Linked DNA regions of Homo sapiens: region 1 is linked to region 2. A link is a contact called in ENCODE Hi-C or POLR2A ChIA-PET data. All regions are on one chromosome and are shown on one strand. Each heading gives the region's core, a stretch centred on a gene start or an enhancer-like site at or near the end of the contact. The rest is flanking DNA. Distances are from core to core; before and after follow the strand shown. Region 1 overlaps TIAM1 (TIAM Rac1 associated GEF 1). Region 2 has its middle 40 kb from the start of SCAF4.

Region 1 (6,098 bases), core at 2,956-5,455, 450 kb before region 2:
GGGGTCAAGCAACCACTGGTCACTTCAGCCAGGCGGGGCCCACTTCATGGTTTTCCCACAGAACTCCCGCAGGTGAGACAAAGCGCCCCTCAGGGAACTCGGTTCCTTGGTGGAGTCCATGGTAGAACGCTGTAGGTGCACTTCAGGGCTCCACAGCCAAAGTAAAGAAAGATGAGAGGCCGGGCGCAGTGGCTCACGCCTGTAATCCCAGCATTTTGGGAGGCTGAGGCATGTGGATCATGAGGTCAAGAGATCGAGACCATCCTGGCCAACATGGTGAAACCCTGTCTCTACTAAAAATACAAAAATTAGCAGGTCATGGTGGTGCCCGCCTGTAGTCCCAGCTACTCGGGAGGCTGAGGCAGGAGAATTGCTTGAACCCGGGAGGCGGAGCTTGCAGTGAGCCAAGATCACGCCACTGTACTCCAGCCTGGGCAACAGAGCGAGACTTTGATTCAAAAAAAAAAAAAAGAAAGAAAGTGCATGAAGCCATAAAAAAAGTGGTGCTAAACCAGTCTGAAAAGACTACACATTGTAGGATTCCAAGTATATGACGTTCCAGAAAAAACAAAACTATTTAGAGACATCAGTGGTAGGCCAGGCGCAGTGGCTCATGCCTGTAATCCCAGCCACTTTGGGAGGCCAACGTGGGCGAATCACTTCAGCCCTGGAGTTCAAGACCAACCTGGCACCATCTCTATAAAAAATTTAAAAATTAGGCTGGGTGTGATGGCTCATGCCTGTAACCCCAGCACTTTGGGAGGCCGAGGCGGGTGGATCACCTGAGGTCAGGAGTTTGAGACCAGCCTGGCCAACATGACAAAACCCCGTCTCTACTAAAAATAAAAAAATTAGCTGGGTATGGTGGTGCGGGCCTGTAATCCCAGCTACTTGGGAGGCTAAGGCAGGAGAATCGCTAGAGCCCGGGAGGCAGAGGTTGCAGTGAGCCGGGATCGCGCCATTGCACTCCAGTCTGGGTGACAGAGTGGGACTCTGTCTCCAAAAAGAAACACACAAAAATTTAAAAATTAGCTGGGTGTGGTGGTGTGTGCTTGTAGTCCCAGCTACTCAGGTGGCTGAGGTGGGAGGATCACTGGAACCCAGGAGTTCAAGGCTACAGTGAGCTATGATCACACCACTTCATTCCAGCCTGGGCAACGGAGCAAGACCCTGTCTCAAAAAAAAAAAAAAAAATCAGTGACTTCCTGGAATTAGCAAGAAAAGGGAAGAATTGGTGGAGCACAGAGGATTTTAGGGCAGTGAAACTATTCTGAATGATACTGTAATGGTGGGTACAGTAATGGCCGCTTGACCCCCTTAAAAACAGAACAATGACTGCGTGCGTGGAAAAGTTTAATTCATTGCGTTTGGGACCCAACATTCAACAATAACTCAATTCAGTGGACAGACTGTGGGTGGATACTGTAAAGGAGAATCACTTGAACCTGGGAGGCGGAGGTTGCAGTGAGCTTAGATGGCACCACTGCACTCCAGCCTGGGCGACGGAGAGAAACTCTGTCTCAAAAAAAAAATTTTATTTGGTGCCTGCTTATGGGCAGAGGGATGCTGTCCATGATGGTGATAACAACAGTAATAGTAATTGACACTTGTAGAGGACCTACTGTAAGTCAGACGCTGAAGAAGTTTCTTAATTTTCTGACAATTCTATCAGGAAAGTACTTGTCCCCATTTATAAATGAAGAATCCAAAGCACAGAGAACTCAGGCAACTTATCCAAGGCCACACAGCCTGTAAGTGATGGAGCTAGTGATTTTTATTCCCACAGTGCTGCTCTCAGCCATCTTTTCTGCCTGTAACCTTTCAGACAGCTGCCTCTAGCCTACCTCTGAATTCTAGGATTCCATCCACAGGGCCCCTAACATTGCCAAAAGCAAAGAGATTAACTGCCCAACTAGAATATGTGACATTCAGGCTGGAGACAAAGATTTTGGCTTGATTTGGTTTCCAAACAACAAAATCATTTCTTTAAGTATTTCAAAAATGTTTAAGAAATATTTTGGTAATGTTTCCCTGTACTGCCCCCAAAGTACAGGGAAATGGTGAATACCTACTCCATACCAGCATCCCTCAGTAGGACCACAAGGGTAAACAATGAGTACACCAACACTGTAATAACCAAAGGAAAGAACAGAAGTATTTTTTTACAGGCCAGGCACGGTGGCTCACACCTGTAATCCCAGCACTTTGGGAGGCCGAGGCAGGCAGATCACTTGAGCCCAGGAGTTCGAGACCAGCCTGGACAACATGGCAAGACCCCATCTCTACAAAAAAAAAATACAAAAATTAGCCAGGAATGGTGGTGTGCAGCCGTAGTCCCACCTACTCAGGAGGCAGAGGTAGGAAGACCACTTGAGCCTAGGAGGTGGAGGTGCGGTAAGCTGTGATCAATCATGCCACTGCACTCTAGCCTGGGTGACAGAGGGAGGCCCTGTCTCAAAAAAAAAAAAAAATTAGTTTTTAGTTTCATACTACTAGAGAAGAATCATGGAAAGATACATTCTCATAGAGTATGTTTTTAGAATTTACTCAGAAGGGGCCAGGTGCAGTGGCTCATGCCTATAATCCCAGCACTTTGGGATGCCGAGGCAGGTGGATCACTTGAGGTCAGGAGTTCGAGACCAGCCTGGCCAACACGGCAAAACCCTGTCTTTACTAAAAATAAAATAATTAGCCAGGTGTAGTGGCGCTCACCTGTAATCCCAGCTACTCGGGAAGCTGAGGCATGAGAAACACTTGAACCCGGGATGCAGAGGTTGCAGTGAGCCAAGATGGCACCACTGCACTCCAGCCTGGGCGACAGAGCAAGACTCTGACTCAAAAAAAAAAAAAAAGAATGTATACAGAAGAAGGTTCATCTAAAATAACATAAATATTCATCATGTATCTGGGGAAATATAGATACATTTCTACCTTTTAAGTCAAAAAGCTGGAAAGAAACCAGCCATCAGTGAGTTAAGAGGTGTCACACGGAGGGGGCATTGAAGAACCCACACTTTTCAATATTTTTCCCCTTTACTGTTTACTTTCACATGCAACTGCGAATAAAAGCAGTAGATATACTACACACTGGCATTTAGAAATTGTTTAAAATGGAGCTAAAGACATTACATTTAAAATTGAAGAAGAGCATCCCTTTGCAAACCAACCGTGTTTCTCACGCCCTCCAGACCCTCCAGACCCTGCTGAGGCCTCTGCTTTTCCACTGTCAGGCAGAGTCCCCCTGGAGCAAAACTGCTGTGCATCTGAACACCCTGACCCCAGCGAGACCCCAACTCCCCTCCCGCAGGTGAGCCACTGAATTCCTCACCTATTAATGACATGTCCTGATTTTGTTTGGTTTTGTTCTGTTCCATTTTTCTTATAGAATGCCCCATTCTCTAGGAATGGAGTTGAGCAGCTGCCACTCTGTCCTCTGATCAAAGTTATGGTCCTCTCCTGTCTTCCTGTTGTCCCAGCTCACCTGAGAGACTTTCTGGGAAGAGACTCTTAGAGGGAAGGGGAGTACTATGGCATTCATGGAGAATCCCCAGTGACCAGCTTGGAAGGCAGCTGAAATTTTCAAAGGAACTTCCTGCCTATCTGTATCCCAAACTAAAAAGATAGAAAGAAAACCAAACAGCTTTACCAGTTAACAATACCATCCTTCAGTGCACACCATCAGACTCCAAATAATCCATATTAAGTGGTAAAAGCCCATGAACTGGAAAGAAAGAAGGCTTCTGCAATGACAACAACAAAAAGATAGGGCAAGTCCCTAGTATCTCAGGGTATTCCCCACGCCCTGCAGATGTGCGTGATCATACACTTCCCACCAGGTAATACTCGGGAAGTATTTAAGATGCTAGATGAAAGGCATTTGTTACCCAGGGGCAATCCCCCTAAGTTTCTTGCAGTGGTGATTAAAGCGATTGCCCTCCATCCCTTCCCTACCTTCCAGTGATGTGAGGTTTAACTAATGTGCACTTGGGGTTTTAAGATCCCTAGATGAAAAGAGGACCAGATGTGAAAGTTATTATTATTTTGTTCAAAGTAGACGGGTATACTAACATCTGTGGGCAAGTTTACCACACGCCACTTAAAACAGGCTAACAGGGTCATATGCCAAAACGTTCAGGTTTGCATTTTTGAAAAGCTCAGAGATCTGACAGATGTGTTCCGGCCGCGATTTAACATGCGGCTCCAGTGAGAAGGAAGCAGATATGACAAATGGTTCACTTATTTCAGAACTAAAACCCCAGAGGAGCAGCCTGAGCCAAAAAGGGAAGTGATCAATGGAAAAGACGGTCGAATCTGCTCACAGGCAAGGCAAGGGGGCAACACAGAGCATGTGCAGGGAGGAGGAGCTTTCTGTTTGGAAGGTAAATGAAACACTGGGCTGCAGAGAACCCGAAATTATCTTCAAGCATTTTTTAGCCACGCTTGAACTCATTCTAGAATTCATCAGCTAAGTACCCTTATAGGATAAAAAGTCCCTTTCTTCATCTTCTATAAAGAAAGAGATCTGTGGGCTGGGCGCAGTGGCTCATGCCTGTAATCTCAACACTTTGGGAGGCTGAGGTGGGCAGATCATTTGAGGTCAGGAGTTCGAGACCAATCTGGCCAACATAGCAAAACCCATCTCTACTAAAAATAGAAAAAATTAGCCTGGTGTGGTGATGCACACCTGTGATCCCAGCTACTTGGGAGGCTGAGGCATGAGAATCGCTTGAACCCAGGAGAGGCAGAGGTTGCAGTGAGCTGAGATGTGCCACTGCACTCCAGCCTGGGCAACAGAGTGAAACGCCGCCATCTCAAAAAAAAAAAAAAAAAAAGGAAAGAAAAGAAAACAGAAAAGAAGAAAAAAGATTTGTGCCTAGAGAAATTGCAAAAATAAAGACCACCCCACCATCACCCTGCACCAGTAGGATCCAGACTGTGTGAGCAATAAGAAAGTCTAATCGATGCCCAAACACAGGCTTACTGAGAACCATGGTCCACATGAAATGGTGCGTAGTCTCCTCCCAACGCAGCTGTCAGGGAGAACCTATGGACCTAAACCAGATCGTGTCTCCCTAGTCCTATCCACAACCCTCAAAGGCTTCCCATCTCACCAGCAGTCCCGCAGACCCTGCCCTGACGACCCTCCTCTGTCTTCATCTCCTTGGCTCTCCCACTTTGCTCTTTCCACCCAAACTTCCAACATGCCCAGCCCAGCCCTCTGCCCTCTGCCTCGATGCTCCCTCTGTCAGCACAGGGCTCGCTTCCTCAACCCCTTGCCATCTTGGCTCCAATGTCACCCATGCAGTGGGGCCTTCCTAACTCCCCTATGTTCAAAAGCTCAAACACCCAACACTTCCTTGCTTCAAGGGCCTCCACTGTAACAATCACCTTCCCACATGGTACATGTTGTAACTACAGTCGCCATTCCCTATCCACGGGTTCAGTATCCATGGCTTCCATATCTGTGGACTCAACCAACCGTAGATCAAAAATATTCAAAATAAATCAAGAAATGATTGTGCCTGTACTTAACACGTACATATTTTATTTTATTTTTTGAGACAAGGTGTCACTCTGTCGCCCAGGCTGGAAAGCAGCAGCACAATCACGGCTCACTGCAGCCTCAGCTTCCTAGGCTCACATGATCCTCCCACCTCAGCCTCCTGAGTAGCTGGGAACACAGGCACACGGCACCACGACTGGCTTATTATTATTTTTTTTTTTTATTTTGCTCTAAGTTCTGGGATACATGTGCAGAACGTGCAGGTTGGTTACACAGGTATACATGTGCCATGGTGGTTTGCTGCACCGATCAACCCGTCATCTAGGTTTTAAGGCCCGCATGCATTAGGTATTTGTCCTAATGCTCTCCCTCCCCTTGACCCCCACCCCCCGACAGGCCCAGGTGTGTGATGCTCCCCTCCCTGTGTCCATGTGTTCTCATTGATCAGCTCCCACTTATGAGTGATAACCTGTGGTGAATTTTTCTATTTTTTGTAGAGATGGGGTCTCGCTATGTTGCTCAGACTGGTCTCGAACTCCCAGGCTCAAGTGATATTCCTGCCTTGGCCTCCCAAAGTGCTGGAATTACAGGTGTG
Region 2 (6,259 bases), core at 2,443-4,942:
TTGTTATCCATCTTTTATTATTTTCTAATTTTATTCCATTATAGTTCATGAATGTATGCTGTCACAGTTTTACTATTGGGGATTTGTTGTGATTTTCTTTGTGGTTTAATACATTCAGAGAATGTCTCATGAGAGTTGGAAAAAAATGTGTAATGTCTGTTGGATAAAAACTTGTTTCTCTCCATATGCCTATGAAGTTATAAATGTTAGTTTTGTCAGCCAGGACTTCTTAAGACATATTCATTTGGGTAGTAGTTGATCAGCCTGTTTTTGAGAAATGTATTTAAAGCCACCCATGATGGGGACTTACCAGTGATTCCTTGCATTTCTATCAGGGCTTGTCTTACTTACAGATTTTGAGGCCAAGGTTGTAGGTACATAAATGTTTATGATTCATATTTTTGTGGATTATAATGTTATAATTATGATATATTCTTTTAATGCTTTTCATTTTGAATTTTATTTTGTGTGAGATGACTACTATTAATATATACCTGGCATGCCTTTTTCTTTTATTTTCTTTTTTTGTCATCCAGGCTGGAGTGCAGTGTCATCCAGGCTGGAGTGCAGCCTGTCTGTCATCCAGGCTGGAGTGCAGTGGCACAATCTTGGTTAACTGCAACCTCCCTGCCTCCCAGGCCCAAGTGGTCCTTCCACCTCAGCCTCCTGAGTAGCTGCGACCACAGGCCTGCACCAGCATGCCTGACTGATTTTTGTATTTTTGTATTTATTTATTTATTTTTTGAAACAGAGCTTTGCTCTTGTTGCCCAGGCTGGAGTGCAATGGCATGATCTTGGCTCACTGCAACCTCTGCCTCCTGGGTTCAAGCGATTCTCCTACCTCAGCCTCCCAAGTAGCTGAGATTACAGGCATGCACCACCACACCCAGCTAATTTTGTATTTTTAGTAGTGACAGGGTTTCTCCACGTTGGTCAAGCTGGTCTCGAACTCCCTACCTCAGGTGATCCGCCCGCCCCGGCCTTCCAAAGTGCTGGGATTACAGGCGTGAGCTACCGTGTCTGGCCTAATTTTTGTGTTTTTTTTTTTTTTTTTTTTGAGACGGAGTCTCACACTGTCACCTGGGCTGGAGTGCAATGGTGCGATCTCAGCTCATTGCAACCTCCGTCTCCCAGGTTCAAGCGATTGTCCTGCCTCAGCCTCCCGAGTAGCTGAGATTACATAATTTTTGTATTTTTAATAGAGATGGGGTTTCGCCGTGTTGGTCAGGCTGGTCTCGAACCCTTGACCTCAGGTCATCCACCTGCCTCAGCCTCCCAAAGTTCTGGGATTATAGGTGTGAGCCACTGCGCCCGGCCTAGCATGCCTTTTTCGATGTCTTTTCCATCTTTCCTGTGTTCTTTTCATTAGGTGTTAGGATTGCTGATATGTTTGGCCTTCTTTCTGGCTGTGGCAGAAAAGTCACAATGGTCTTTCCCAAGTATATGCCATTTGGCTACCAAAAATGCATCCTCCCTTTCCTAGCATGGAAAGTGACAGCCCAGTCAAGGGCTATTTTCTCAACCCTCTTCATGCCCAGTTATGGTCATGTGATTAGTTCTCAGCAATGAAATGTGGGCAGCAGTGATGGGAATCACTAAGGACTTAATGTTTTTCTCTGCTTTTATTGAATGCGCACTTAATTGGTGATGATTTGCAGAGAAGTGGAGAAAGCAGGGAACTAAGGAGTTTCTATTTGTTTACTGATTCTAAGCCCTGAAAATGCCAGGTGATCGGGGGTGATCAGACGTGTCTGAATCACGTTGGTGGTGCCAGTGACTTGCTTGATGTTTGCCTTCCCCATCACTTCAGCTCCCTGAGGCCTGGGACTGTGCCTACCAAGTGCTACATGGTCTCCCTAAAGCTTGGGTTATAGTACACTCTTTATTAACATTTATTGTGTGAATAAATGAAATGCTTTACATTTACTGGTGACCTCATCAACTAATTCTTTTTTTTTTTTTTTTTTTGAGACGGAGTCTCGCTCTGTCACCTAGGCTGGAGTATAGTGGCGCACGTCGGCTCACTGCAAGCTCCGCCTCCCAGGTTCACGCCATTCTCCTGCCTCAGCCTCCGAAGTAGCTGGGACTACAGGCGCCCGCCACCACGCCCAGCTAATTTTTTGTATTTTTAGTAGAGACGGGGTTTCACCATGTTAGCCAGGATGGTCTCGATCTCCTGACCTCATGATCTGCCTGCCTCGGCCTCACAAAGTGCTGGGATTACAGGCGTGAACCACCGCGCCTGGCCTTCATCAACTAATTCTTTTGGTAAATGAATTTCTGCTTAAACCAGGCCAAGACCTTTCTTTATAAGAAGCCAGGCCAGTGAATCAGGGAGTGAGATCAGAGGAAAGGAAGTCTCCCTTTTGTGTCTTTAAGTCATGTATTGTGCCGTGACTAGCTGGAAAAGCTGCAAAATAGTATAATAGAAGCTGTATATATCAGCAATAGCAAGGATTACTTGTCTGAGAACCTGGTTTGTGCCAGGCACTGACCTTGATGCTTTTCATACATTGCTTCATTGAATACTCATAAAAGCTACCACACAGGTGTGATTCTCCCTATTTTACAGATGCATCAGCTGAGGCTCTGTGCGGTAAATAAGTTGTTCAATGACAGAGACCAAGTAAGTGGCCAAGTCAGGACTCATATCCGTCTTCCTGACTTCGAGCTTGAATTCCCTTCTACCATACCTTATAAAAAGAATTCAGCAGCCTGAGGTTCAAGGTTCAGCTGCATGATATTGAGAATTCATTTAGTTTCTCTGAGCCGCCATCTCCTTATTTGTGGAATGGAGATAATGATGACACTGATTGATGCTCAGCTCCTCACAGAGTTATTGTAAAGACAAGTGAGAGAATGACTATGTGTTTTGCAAGTGATTAAATTCACAAACACAAGTCACTTTACTTACAGTATACTGGAGACACTTACATTAGGCTTTTAAACATTTATATATATATGTATATATATTTTTTGATACAGGGTCTCACTTTGTCACCCAGGCTGGACTGCAGTGGTGCAATCTTGGCTCACTGCAGCCTAGACCTCCAGGACTCAAGAGGTCAGATCCTCCCAACTCAGCCTCCTGAGTAGCTGGGACTACAGGTGTGTGCCACCATGCCTGGCTAATTTTTTTTGTATTTTTTTGTAGAGATGGGGTCTCGCCATGTTACTCAGGCTAGTCTTGAACTCCTAAGCTCAAGTGATCCATCCACCACGGCCTCGCAAAGTGCTAGGATTATACGTGTGAGCCACCGCTCCTGGCCAGACTTTTTTTTTTTATTTAAAAAACTTTATTTTTAAACTTTAATTTTTGAGACAGGGTCTCACTCTGTCACCCATGCTGGGTTGCAGTGGTGTGATCATGGCTTACTGCAACCTTGACTTTTTGGGCTCAAGGGGTCCTCCTGCCTTAGCCTCCCAAGTAGCTTGGGCTACAGGCATGTGCCACCACGCCTAGCTAATTAAAAAAAATTTTTTTTGTAGAGACGGTGTCTTGCCATGTTGCCTAGGCTGGTCTCGAACTTCTGGGCTCAAGCTCCCACCTTGGACTCCCAGTGTTGGAATTACAGGTGTGAGTCAATGCGTTGGGCCGCATTAAACTTTAAAGTTTCTGAATTTGAGGACACGACTTTATGACAGGCAACCTCTCAGTTTTTCAGAATAGAAATAATCCTTTCAGTCACATGAGAGAACAGTGTCTTCTATTTTAAGTAGTCAACTTTCTCTTTAGTGTTGTTTGTATGTGGGCAAACCCTACCCAAGTTTCTGTTCCTGAAATCAATTTCTTAATTTGCATTAGGCAAAAGTGTTGCATAAGCTTATTTTATTATCATCCAGCTTTTTATAGATCTTTGCTGAGAGACAATACGGGCTTGTTGAAAGAGGCCCTGTTTGACTGTCCCAAGCCCTGGGATGGAGTCCTAGCCCTGGCACTTAGCAGCTGTGGGATCGTGGGTGAACTACTTCACCTCCCTGCTTCTCAGGCCTCTACATCTGCAAAGTGAGAACAAGGGGAGCTCTTTCCCTAAGGGCCCTTTCACTGTACTACTTAAAAATGATTGCAAAGAGTCTTGCGTTAAGCAAAACTGAACACCTGCTGTAAATGTCTGCACCTCAGCAACATGACCCACAGTAGAATCTATATTTAGTTGCATTTGGATAATCTTCCTTTCCCCTTTTGCTTTAGCACTTTCTACCTTCAATTATTTCTTTATTACAGCAATGCCCCCTTTTTGCTCTACTGATGTGGGTGAGATGCAAATGGGCCTTTTGAGACTCTTGCTGTGTCCCCTGGGCCCCAGATGGACAGATGGGAGACAGAACGATTGTGGAGTACATCTTGGAGCTGACAGGTTTTGGGGGCAGGAAGTGTTAGTCAACACATGAGAAAAATGGGGTAAACAGCTGGAAAAGGCTGAGCATTAGCTGACAGGCTCTTTAGCCAACTGTCCTAGGACTGGATCAGGGCCTTGTGCATGGTGGGAGAGGCACCTAGGACCTGTGGAAAGGACAGGAAGCCAGACCCAAGAAGCCTCAGGCTGCAACCTGGCCCTCAGTTATTATCACAAAACTTACAAAGGTGTGAGCCTCGTGAATCAGCTGCAATAGATTGTTGCCTTGAGGACAAGACAGTCTAAACAACTAAAAATTAGCCAGGTGTGGTGGCTCATGCTTGTTATCTCAGGGCTTCAGGAGGCTAAGGCAGGAGGATTGCTTGAGGCCAGAAGTTCAAGACGAGCCTGAGCAACACAGTGAGAGCCCCCCCCCAACCCCCCACCCCTCAACTTCTACAAAAAAATTTAAAAATTAGCTGGGCATGGTGGTGCACACTTGTAGTCCTAGCTACTTGGGAGGCTGAGGTGGGAGAATTGCTTGAGCCCAGGAGTTTGAGGTTGCAGTGAGTTATGATTGTGTCACTGGACTCCAGCCTGGGCAACAGAGCAAGACTCTGACTCAAAAAAAAAAAAAAACAAACCCAAAAAGCAAAAAGCAAAACCAAAAACCACACATACACAATGAAAATTATTACAAAATAGCCTGAACTTGGTAGATCCATTTCTTACACCAGGCATGGTGGCTCACATCTTTAATCCCAACATTTTGGGAGGCTGAAGTAGGCAGATTGCTTGAGCCCAGGAGTTCAAGACCAGCTTGGGCAATATAGGACACCCCATCTCTATGAATTAGCCAGGAGTGATGTCATGGGTCTGTAGTCCCAGCTACTTGGGAGGCTGGGGTGGGAGGATGGCTTCATCCTGGAAGGTAGTGGCTACAGTGAGCTGAGATTGCGCCACTACACTCCAGCCTGGGTGACAGAGAGAGACACTGTATCAATCAATTAATCAATAAATAAAATGAAAGAAAAGAAAAGAAAGCATTTCTTGAATACCAAGAAACCCAAGATATGACAGCTGATGCACATGAGGCCGTGTCCCTTCATGCAGTGAGGTGGCAAGGCCTGAACAGGCGGATGTGGCCTCTCAGGAAACTTGTCCATGATTTCTGCCTTCCTCCCCTGGGGCAGTCCTGCTTGGTTGTGTAGGAGGCAAAGGAAACTGATGGCTTGGGAAAAGTCCTGTTGATACGAAACTAACCTGTTTAAAATTTAGTGAGATTCAAGTTGTCTCTGAAAAGTAACATTTAGGCTAGTCCTGTTGGATTGTGCTTCCACCCTACTATATGCGTAACCTGTTCCTACTATAAGCAGCACTCAGCATTTACATCTGGTTTTACAGGGACCAAGGACCCATTACCATTAATGATCTGCCAAGCCACACAACAGTTCTGTGGAGGCAGATAATGATGTCCAATTTACAGACAAAGAGGGTTAGATTTGAAGATGCACAGTACTTTTCCTGGGGCCAGATCCTTTTACCAGACACAGGGAAATACATTAGAATTTTCAAGTATGTAACTCTTTGCTTTTTTGCAAGCCATGCATCCTGTTGGGTGCATTCCAAAGATTGTGGATTCTATTGGTGGATACCAACTCATACACAAAAGAGAAACTGTAGGAATTCTGCCCAAAAAGGAGGCCGTGTCTTGCTAGGCCCTCGGGTCTCTGTAGGGATGCACCTGTTGATGTCCTCTGGCCTCTTGTCCATCTTACCTGGTAAGGGGCTTCTCCCCTCTAACCCCCCCTCCCCTCACCTAATGGATCTTCCCTAAACCTAGCTTTTATCTGGTCAGTCCTTTGGAAGTTTCCAGAGTAAGAAATATGAATAAAGGGAACATGTGTACACAACTAGGGGGA

What was found. A loop is a pair of places that touch in the nucleus more often than their neighbours do. ChIA-PET counts read pairs that join two places held with the same protein, here RNA polymerase II (POLR2A). Pooled maps may share reads with other maps.
Region 1: a loop to region 2 is called in a map with no recorded cell type, with 19 times the contacts of the local background. The contact joins two enhancer-like sites. A Hi-C loop is called at or near these places in 4 of 37 single-sample maps with no recorded cell type and 4 of 50 pooled maps. POLR2A ChIA-PET finds 5 or more read pairs at or near these places in 1 of 52 experiments (H1).

Annotation. Positions count from the first base shown.
Region 1 is chr21:31,322,831-31,328,928 of GRCh38, forward strand. The region is part of intron 2 of TIAM1 (TIAM Rac1 associated GEF 1); the gene reads right to left. Among named protein-coding and RNA genes, the nearest start is that of TIAM1, 18 kb to the right of the region's middle. Within about 2 kb of position 4,206, at least 3 of the 41 ENCODE cell types and tissues checked have a DNase peak (open chromatin) inside an H3K27ac peak, as active enhancers do.
Region 2 is chr21:31,769,064-31,775,322 of GRCh38, forward strand. No RefSeq gene overlaps it. Among named protein-coding and RNA genes, the nearest start is that of SCAF4, 40 kb to the left of the region's middle. RefSeq lists an enhancer at 3,761-4,050. Within about 2 kb of position 3,693, at least 3 of the 41 ENCODE cell types and tissues checked have a DNase peak (open chromatin) inside an H3K27ac peak, as active enhancers do.